Linked DNA regions of Homo sapiens: region 1 is linked to region 2. A link is a contact called in ENCODE Hi-C or POLR2A ChIA-PET data. All regions are on one chromosome and are shown on one strand. Each heading gives the region's core, a stretch centred on a gene start or an enhancer-like site at or near the end of the contact. The rest is flanking DNA. Distances are from core to core; before and after follow the strand shown. Region 1 holds the start of CAT (catalase). Region 2 holds the start of ARL14EP (ARF like GTPase 14 effector protein).

The links. A loop is a pair of places that touch in the nucleus more often than their neighbours do. ChIA-PET counts read pairs that join two places held with the same protein, here RNA polymerase II (POLR2A). Pooled maps may share reads with other maps.
Region 1: a loop to region 2 is called in a map of CD8-positive, alpha-beta T cell, with 13 times the contacts of the local background. The contact joins the promoter of CAT here to the promoter of ARL14EP in region 2. A Hi-C loop is called at or near these places in 2 of 168 maps with a recorded cell type or tissue (both CD8-positive, alpha-beta T cell) and 8 of 50 pooled maps. POLR2A ChIA-PET finds 5 or more read pairs at or near these places in 1 of 52 experiments (OCI-LY7).

Annotation. Positions count from the first base shown.
Region 1 is chr11:34,436,835-34,441,697 of GRCh38, forward strand. It overlaps CAT (catalase), which reads left to right and starts at 2,100. Exons shown (of 13, transcript NM_001752.4): 1 at 2,100-2,245. The coding sequence starts at 2,180. RefSeq lists enhancers at 1,913-1,962, 2,133-2,432.
Region 2 is chr11:30,321,108-30,325,904 of GRCh38, forward strand. It overlaps ARL14EP (ARF like GTPase 14 effector protein), which reads left to right and starts at 1,997. Exons shown (of 4, transcript NM_152316.3): 1 at 1,997-2,095. ARL14EP-DT (ARL14EP divergent transcript) reads right to left here and starts at 1,839. Exons shown (of 2, transcript NR_187437.1): 1 at 1,811-1,839. RefSeq lists silencers at 383-442, 2,097-2,226 and enhancers at 1,659-2,264, 1,777-2,026.

The DNA of each region.
Region 1 (4,863 bases), core at 850-3,349, 4.1 Mb after region 2:
TTTTTTTGAGATGAAGCCTCACTCTGTCACCCAGGCTGGAGTGCAGTGGCACAATCTTGGCTCACTGCAACCTCCGCCTCTTGGGTTCAAGTGATTCTCTCGCCTCAGCCACCTGAGTAGCTGAGACTACAGGCGTGTGCCACCACGCCCAGCTAATTTTTGTATTTTTAGCAGAGGTGGGGTTTTACCATGTTGGCCAGACTGGTCTCGAACTTCTGGCCACAAGTGATCCGCCTGCCTCGGCCTCCCAAGGTGCTGGGATTACAGGCGTGAGCCCCCGCACCCAGCCTCCTATGTAACATTATAAATTTATTGTCATTACTTGTAAGCCTGCCCTTTATTTTAAAATACAAGATATGACAAGATCAGAAACCAGTCTTGTTTCTCCATTTCTTTCTCTAGAAATAATTCTTTAGGAATTCAAATCCATAGTAACAAAAACAAAGGAAAAAAAAACATGCTTTTTTTTATATAATGAATAAAGGTTAAGAAATGACTCCAGGTCTCTTATTTATTTTGTTGATATTTGTGTTGGTTAGTTAAGAAGATGATTTGCTCGATTATTTCAACATTTATTTATTCAACAAACTGTGGACTTTGGAGATGAACAGCTGAAGCTAGAATCCTGACTATCCCTTAATAGCTGTGTAACTTTGGGCAAGTTATTTAACCTCCCTATACCTCTGTTTCCTAATCTGTAAAATGAAGATAATATTAGTATCTAACTCATAGGGTTGTTGGGAGGGTTAACTAAGCAAATATACAAAAAGCTGAGAATAGTCCCTGGTATATAGTAAGTGCTCAATAAATTATGGATGGGAGGATCCTGACCCACATGGAGTTTACAGTCTTGGCAGTATGGATCGGGCAGGTAGAAAAAGACACCAAATTACACAGCCAACAGCATCTTTATAATTGTTTTTAATATAGGAAAAGTATAGGGTGCTAAAGATCAATTTGTGGCTTTCTTTTCCAATGAACTGCTAAAGTTCCACTTTTATGCCCAAGATTCTTATCATACTTTTGTAAGATCAAGAACAACATGTGAAGTTTCCACTATTATATATCCACCCATTATATGTAGTTGTACTGGAAAAAATTAAAAGCTGATAACTTTTAATTTGAAGATGATGGTATATACTATGTATATATATTAAGGTGCTTAAAGATAAATCCTAGCACCTGAGGAGGTGTAGAAATCATTCAAACTCTTTGATTACAATGACAAACTAGTCAGTAACTTACTAAATATTGTACTATATATTACTAAGTATTTTACTCTTCAACATAGCTTTTTAAAGACACAAAGCTTTTCAAAATTCCTGCTTACCTGGGGGTAAAATTTGGGGAAGCAGATTTCTCCAGTGTTTAAAGAAGCCAATTTGGCAGTGTACCAGAGTTGAATACATTTTTCCCATCACAAGGGAATACATTTTTCCCATCTAAGTTAAGTTGTTTTTCTCTGGTAAAGGAGGAAATCAACACCCATCTGTACGGAGATAAACGTTTCAGAGTGTTTTTATATTAAATAATTAGTATACTAGTCTAGTAAGTGATAATCCACGAATAAGTTAAGAAGAGCTAAGAAAGAAAAAGAAAAGCATCCATCCATCCTTTGGTTGCAAATAATACTTACATTAGCGTATGGCAAAATTTAATTTTGTACAGAGTAATTTAACCCAGGATTGCTGACTTTTTAAGAGCTGAGAAAGCATAGCTATGGAGCGCAAGGCCCCACCCAGCAGGGTCTAAGTATTCCGTCTGCAAAACTGGCAGGCCACCAACGGCCGCGTCCCAGGGCGGCCTGAAGGATGCTGATAACCGGGAGCCCCGCCCTGGGTTCGGCTATCCCGGGCACCCCGGGCCGGCGGGGCGAGGCTCTCCAATTGCTGGGCCAGAGCGGGACCCTTCCTTTCCGCACCCTCCTGGGTATCTCCGGTCTTCAGGCCTCCTTCGGAGAGCCCTGCTCCGAGCCCATTGGGCTTCCAATCTTGGCCTGCCTAGCGCCGAGCAGCCAATCAGAAGGCAGTCCTCCCGAGGGGGCGGGACGAGGGGGTGGTGCTGATTGGCTGAGCCTGAAGTCGCCACGGACTCGGGGCAACAGGCAGATTTGCCTGCTGAGGGTGGAGACCCACGAGCCGAGGCCTCCTGCAGTGTTCTGCACAGCAAACCGCACGCTATGGCTGACAGCCGGGATCCCGCCAGCGACCAGATGCAGCACTGGAAGGAGCAGCGGGCCGCGCAGGTACACTCTGTGCTCCCCGAGCGGGCCCGAAGGTCCGTTTAGAAAGCGGGGGCGTCGGCAAGTAAAGGCCCGGCTTCCCCCGGGGCGGCGCTTGGAGGGACTGTACCGCGGCTCACTGGGCAGGGGGGATCCCCTTCGGTGCAGACGGACTTTTACATTCGCCGAAGCAGGGGAGGGGGGTCCGGGTAGTGGGGCGCGGGACTGCAGGCTTTGTTGTCCGCGACAGGCTCGGGTGGTTGCTTCAGAATTTTGCACTTTTGCCAACTGGGACAGAGGTCGCAGCTTGAGGACAGATTGAGGGCTCATGGGGAAAGAGGCAGAGAGCTGCAGCTGCAAGGAAGTCAGTGAGGGGAGAAGTGGAACCAGGCTCTAATGGTGCCCTTCTTGAAATACTGTTTACACGCTTTCATAGTTGTGGGGTCCCAGCAGGGCAGGGATTGTGTTTTACAATCTTGAGGTCTCCAGCACCAGTCACAGTGACTGGTACGTACTATGCACATTATTAAACGACTAAATAAAAGAACTTTTACATTCATTGTCTCATTTGCACTTCAAAATGTCAAGCCTAGCATTTTAGAGCTGGGGGGTGACATTAGGGATTGATTAATGCGTTTATTCTATTCTTTGAGCACCTGTAGGTGCTAGGCACTGTTCGGGGCAAGGTGTACAAATTCCAGTGCGGCAAGAACAACACCCTTGAGAAGCTGAGAGTCTAGTCTGGGAGACGAGACACATAAACAGATGATTACACTCCAGCGTGGTGAGGGCTCTAATAGAGGTTATCTGTAGAATGTAGAGGGAGTGACCAGGTGGGCCGGACAAAGCAGGTGACATTTGAACAGGAATTTTTTTAAATGAGTAGGATTTTAACTTGGTGGTGGGGGAGGCATTCCTGGCCTGTGCCCACGGCTGCAGAGTCTCAGAGGGCATCTATGAGGAGGTTGGATTAGATGAGACCACATCTGGTCTGAGTCTACTGTTGGCAGATTGGCCCAGGGAGTCTAAAGGTCTTGCCCTGTTCCCTGGCTGCTGGTTAATGGTAGACAGAGGACTGCAGCCCTGTTTTCCCTATTCTGCCTAGTGCTCTTGCTCAAAACTCAGGTTCGTGAACTGGGGTATTAATGCTAAGTGCTCATGGATTGCTTTAATGGTTCCCTGTTTGGGAAAAGGCTGCCATTCTCCTCCAAGGGCCTGGAAAATCTCCCCTCTTGGCCCTGTTCTTTGTTATATACCATTAGGTTGGTTCATGAGCTCTTAAAGTAAACCAGAGAGAGGTAGAGTCTTAGTAAAGGATGTGCCACTACTTAGTGGCAGAGACAAGGTTAGAATTCAGCTTCTTGGACCCAAGACTCTTTCCTTACCCAGTGGGTGCAAATCCTGGTTCACACTGAAGTTTTCATGAATACTCGGTGAATTGAGAAAAGTGTGGACAAAGTAGTGAGATTTTTACAAAACAAAATATTTTCTTTTTCTTTTTCTTTTCTTTTCTTTTTTTTTTTTTGAGACGGAGTCTTGCTCTGTTGCCCAGGCTGGAGTGCAGTGGTATGATCTCCACTCACTGCAAACTCCGCCTCCCGGATTCAAGCAATTCTCCTGCCTCAGCCTCCCGAGTAGCTGGGATTACAGGTGTCCACCACCACACCCAGCTAATTTTTGTATTTTTAGTAGAGATGGGGTTTCACCATGTTGGCCAGGCTGGACTGGAACTCCTGACCTCAGGAGATCTGCCCGCCTTGGCCTCCCAAAGTACCGAGATTACAGGTGTAATATTTTCATTTTTAAAGGACTCCCCTTTATTCTGAGACTAGCTGCCTTCTTCCTTGTTTGGGAGAATCATGAACTGTTGAAGTCCCTGCTGTTGATTTACCTTACATAGTTGCCCATGTGAGAAATGGCTGACTCCAAAACACATCTATAGTTGGGAGGCTCTTAATTGAAATACAGCCATCCCCTTTGTCCATGACATCTCAGGGCACTGTGTACATCGTCCTGATTGGCAGTCACATTGATGTCTTACTGTTCCTCAGTTTTAGCTGCTCTTAGTAAAAACCGCTTACTTCTTTTAGGCACTTCTCCCTCCACCCAGGGCCCTCCAAAAGGAATTATGCATATGCCTTATAGCCTATATAATTTTCAAACACTTTTTTTAAATGAAAAATTTCAAATATTCAGAAAAGTTGAAAAAATTTTGCAGTGTATATCTATATATCTGCCATCTAGATTCTACAAGGAACATTTTGCCCTGTGTCTTTTATTACGTTACTCCATCTGTCTGTCCATCCTTTAATTCATTCAAGTTGTTTCATGTATTAGCAGTTTGTTCTTTTCATTGCTGAGTAAGATTCCATTATTTGAATATACCACCATTTGGATATCCTGTTGCTGGACACCTGGGCTATTTAATTTTTTTTCTATTGTAAGTAAAGCTGCTGTGGCTGGGCATGAAGGCTTATGCCTATAACCCTACCACTTTTGGAGGCTGAGGTGGGAGGATAGTTTGAGCTCAGGAGTTGAGACCAGCCTAAGCAACATGGTGAAAACCCATCTCTACAACAAATAAAAGAAGTAGCCAGACATGGTGACACATGCCTGTAGTCCCAGCTACTCGGGAAGTTGAG
Region 2 (4,797 bases), core at 747-3,246:
AAGGGCATTATTTGTTACCTATGCGCCTTTCCAGCTTTCCACTCTACCCATACTGAAAGGCTTTGCAGTTTCCTTAGGGATGGATGAAAGGCGTAAGAAGTGTTAACTATAGACAGTAACTAAGCTAGTAGCTTATGAGATAAATGCAAAACTCCTAGCATATTTTAAATATAGAATATGAGTAAGCATGTACTTTGTGAAACATAGGCAGGATTATGTAAAATATATAGAGTAAGTTAGTAAACTATAAGACATGCCAAAGTTAAATAGAAATATGATGGAATAGAGAGTCACTGATAGCCAAAAAGGGATGGAAAAACTAAGCAATGAGCAATCATGACATCTCTGGGCTATTAACTATGTCACCTCTAAATCAGCCACCCATTGGTCACACTTAGAATAGTCTCATATGTGCTCTGCCCAGGAAATGCAAATAAAACCTGTATCTGTTCAACAACTTACCGAGTAAGCTCTGGCTGTGACCAGGCATACTTCTCTGCGTCTATCCAATAAAGCAGGTGTGTACCATTGGCCCAAAGCACTTTCCACCTGTGGGCCTCCTTGCTGACACCTCACCTCTGGTCCTCGTAAGTATACCACCAGCGGAGAAGGCTGTTGTGGCAGATAGGATATATGAACATTACTTAACCCATGATTCAGGTGATGGCGTCCTTCCACTTGCTTGCACCTTATCCTAAGTGTGTCCACTTACCACAACTCTTTCACCTTTTCACTGGATACTTAAATTGAATAGGCTATATTATTTAATAATCTTAATTTGATCTGTGAGCCTTCTCTGTTTCATTACCTTTAGGATAGCTTGCCTAGTTTACTAGGAAGTCACAATTGCATCAAATTAAGTTCCATGCAGGCATTAATCTCCTCCCAGAACGCTCCTGCTTTAGCCCCTATCATTTTATCCTGTTTATATCCATGTGTTTCTGTTATGACACTTTTCACACCACACTGTGATTAACTGTTTATTCCTCTCTCACTAGTCTGTGAGCTCCTTGGAAGCAGAAATAAATTTTGTTTTTGTCTAATCATTGCTTAACAAAGTGCCAACCACAAAGTAAACAGTAAAAGAATTACAGAATGCAACCTCCTGCAGACACAGTTGAAGAAACTATTCATTGTTTTTTCCTTTCTGTCATTCCCTAGTTCTAGGCATCAAATCGCTTGCCTAGTCGGCGAGCAGTATGAAAGTGGTGGGAGGACCATAGACGCACTGCAGAAAACAGCTTACAGTAGATGCAGAGAATTACTAGCACGCTTGGGCCTTGGTGGGGCTTGTCTTATTTACCTGTTCCTCATTTTTCACTGGGAGTTTAAAACAAGTTTTTGTTTCCCTGCTATCCCGACCTTAAGATAATTAAAAGGCCAAGAATCTTTAAGAGACTTTCAGTTCTCCTGGATTCTAGATAATAAAACCCACTTTAAAAATTAATGAGCACCTATACTGTGACAGACAATAAGGATACAATAAAAATACCATTTCTGTTCTGAGAAAATTTACAAGCATCTTCCTGGAGCCTACATTTTACTCGAAGTAATAGCTATTTTTATAGCTTACAATAAAAGATGCATTTTGGAATATATTTCGCTTGAATTAAAGAAATAGAATGTGAGACCTTAAACAAAGGGTCCGTTCTTCAGATCCTTTTAACTCACACTCTCCTTCAGGGGTCGGGGTATTTGGGTGCAAAAGTTTACTATCACGCACAGGTGTAGAGATGTACAAATACGATCCAATTTAGTGGAAACTGTGTCTTGTAAGAGATGGCCCCCAGGGACCTCCCACATCCCTAACCTCTCGGAGGACTGCAAAAGACAGCATCTGAAGCACCTCTTGCCTCGCCTTGAATCATTTGCCACTTCACACCGCCCCGCCCCTTCCGTCCCCGGAGGCGGCCAGCCTCGTGTCCGCTCTAGGCTTCTCCCGGACGTCTCTTTGTGGTGGCGTTGAGCTCCTCTAGCCCGCGCTTGCCGTCCTCTCAGTGGTAGCGCGGGGACTGGCTGGGAAGCGGTCGGTCGAGTGTGGCCTGTGTGGACTCGCATCTTGCCCGAAGCCGGGCGGAGGAGAGCTCAAGCTAAGGTGGAAGGGGAACGGGGGAGGCCCTGGAGAGGAGTGGGAGAGTGGAGACAGGCCCCTGGGTGGCGAGGGAGCCCGGCGGCGTAACGGGGGAACCCGGGGAGAGGTGGAAGAGGAGGCCCGCACACGTGAGGGGGATTTCCAGCTGCTGGCCGGGGCCTCTCACCCCTACCCCCGCGTAGTTCATCTGCGACGCAACGCCTTGTGTCAAAGCCCAGCACAGGTTCTGCCGCCTCTGACCTCTCTGAGGGTCGTCGCCTGTCCTGTAGGCCCAGGACCTTCAAAGCTACGATTTTGACGTGAACTACTTAGGGTTATTGTGGCCTTGAACTCCGTAGACAGCCTTTATCTCTGCTATTTTTGTTTTTAATTTTTCAAATCAGAATCCTTTCAACCCTGGCCGTTTGAGGCCAAAGGCTAATGTTTATTTTTCCATCCCGGTACCATGAACTTAGTAGGTGCCCACTGGACGGATCTGGTGGTTTTAGTCATTTGTAAATAGCCGTGAACTAAGGAAGAAATGTATGTGGCCTCTTACAGGGTTGGGTTGGGAATCATTGCAGGGTTTGGGGGCACTCTGTTAGGCATGATAACAACAGCTCTAGGCTTGAGTTTCTTCATCTGTAAATGAGAATGATAGTACTTTCCTCAGGGTGGCTATGAAGGTTCCTGAAATGATGTTTGCCCTAAGCACTGTACCTGGCATGTCCTGACTACCACACTTGAACCAAATCTTTTCAATGGTGTTATGGACTATATTTTTGTTTTAAATTGCCTTTACCTTTCTTATTGTACCTAGATCTTCCTGAGGATTGAGACTCTCCTCTTTGCCTTTGGGCCAATTGTCATGTTATAGGTAATCAGTATTTGAAGATGACAGGCACAAAAAGTTCACAGTTGCAGGATGCGTGACTTTTGTAGGCGTATGTACCCATAACTAAAGCTCCTGATTTGGGGAGTAGGGGTAGATTAAATTATATTTTTATTAAATAAGAGATAATCTGGGAAGACGCTGTGTAAGTTGTAAGACCCTATGCCAAGAAAAGCCTTTAATTTTTTTCATAAAACATTTCATGAAAACTTTTTTTATGTTTTTCATAAAAGAGACATCAGTTGACCTAAAAACGAAGTAAATTTTTTGTTTTGTTAAATTTCCTCTAAATGTTACTTTTCCCACTAATAAGGAGACTGGTAACAAACTAAAAAACTATGTTAAGGGAAATTAACATATTGGAACGGGTATTTCTGCATCTCCCCTACAAATTTAGGAAGAAAAAGTGAGTTCCCTAATTAATCCTCAATTCCCTCTGCTGTTGTTTTGTTAGTGGCTGTTTTGCTGTTTTGTTAGTGGTGGGGGGGGTGTTCTGCATTAACACCCCGAAACCCCTGTGATAATGTCCTAGACCTTGCAAGCATCATGGCCGCGTGTGAGTTTTCTCAGCTTCCTCAACCTAATCTACCTTCCTTACCGTTTGGTAATGGGCAGCAAGAGAAAATGCTTAAGAACTCTTTAAAACTACTGATGTTTTAAAGTAAAGCTGGATAATTCCCTGAGCTGGCAGCGTTCAAATTGTATGAGGAGCAAATACTTTTGTTTACTGCCTAAGGTAGTAGGAGAGGTCTAATCAAAGTATTCTACATTTATTTCATTCTCTTTTGATTCTTAGGTAGTGCTACAAAAATATTAAATGTTAATCTTAGAATACAAAACATGCTGTATTTAGGCACTAAAGTAAAGTGATGTCAATCCTAAGGCAGCAGAAAGTCTTAATTTTCTCCTATGCAGAATTTTTAAAAGACAATGTCAGATAAGAAATCTGGACTTAGGAGAGACTTTATTCAAAAGGGTTATCACAAAAGGAGAAAAGGGACTTTTGCAATGGGTAGAACCAAAAGATCTGCAAGAATCTCCAAGGAGTGAACTGTGCTAGAAAGTTTTGGTGTGAGGAAGTAGGATATAAGGGTGGCTTGATCTAATAGTAGATCTGAGAATGTTATTCCTTGGCTCTGGCTGAGAGTTGGCCAAAGCTCAGGAACCTGGGGGAAGGAGAGAAACTAAAGTTTGATTAACAAGTATTTTGTTCCACTTGATCTGTAGGGCCAAGCAGATCAGCAAATTATTCATAAATTCATAGTTGAAGCAAAAAATGAGAATTTGGAGGGTCTTTCTTTTGCCTGGTCATAGGTAAACAAGGGGGGATCCTTGAGTCTTACCTAACTCAAGGGTGGGAGGATTTTTTAAATTATAGCTAATAAGGAGCCAGCACAGGGCTCAAGCAAAATTCAACTTGCCAAAAAGTGTTTTTATTATTTGACATTGAAAAGTATTGAAAACCTGGATTTTATTTATACCATGGTGAATCTTTCTAAAACTGGGGTTTTTGTTATTGGTTTGCTTGTTATCCTATAAGAAGCTGGATTTTTTTTCTTCCATGAAGAGTACTAGGTTTTATATTGACCAAAGTGTTTGGAGCAAATTAATCTTTTCTTGCGTTAAAAGATTATTAAAATAGGAACTGGTAAGATGCTATAACCAGTTTAAATGACAATTAAAAGTAGACATGTTTATAGAGCAGGAATATTGAAATAAATGTGCAAGTGAGGGCAAAATTGGCTGCTTCCACAGTCAGACGGAAGTCCATTGAACCTTCAGCAGATAGAATTTACAAGAATACAGACAATTATTTTGCATTGCTGTTGGTTAT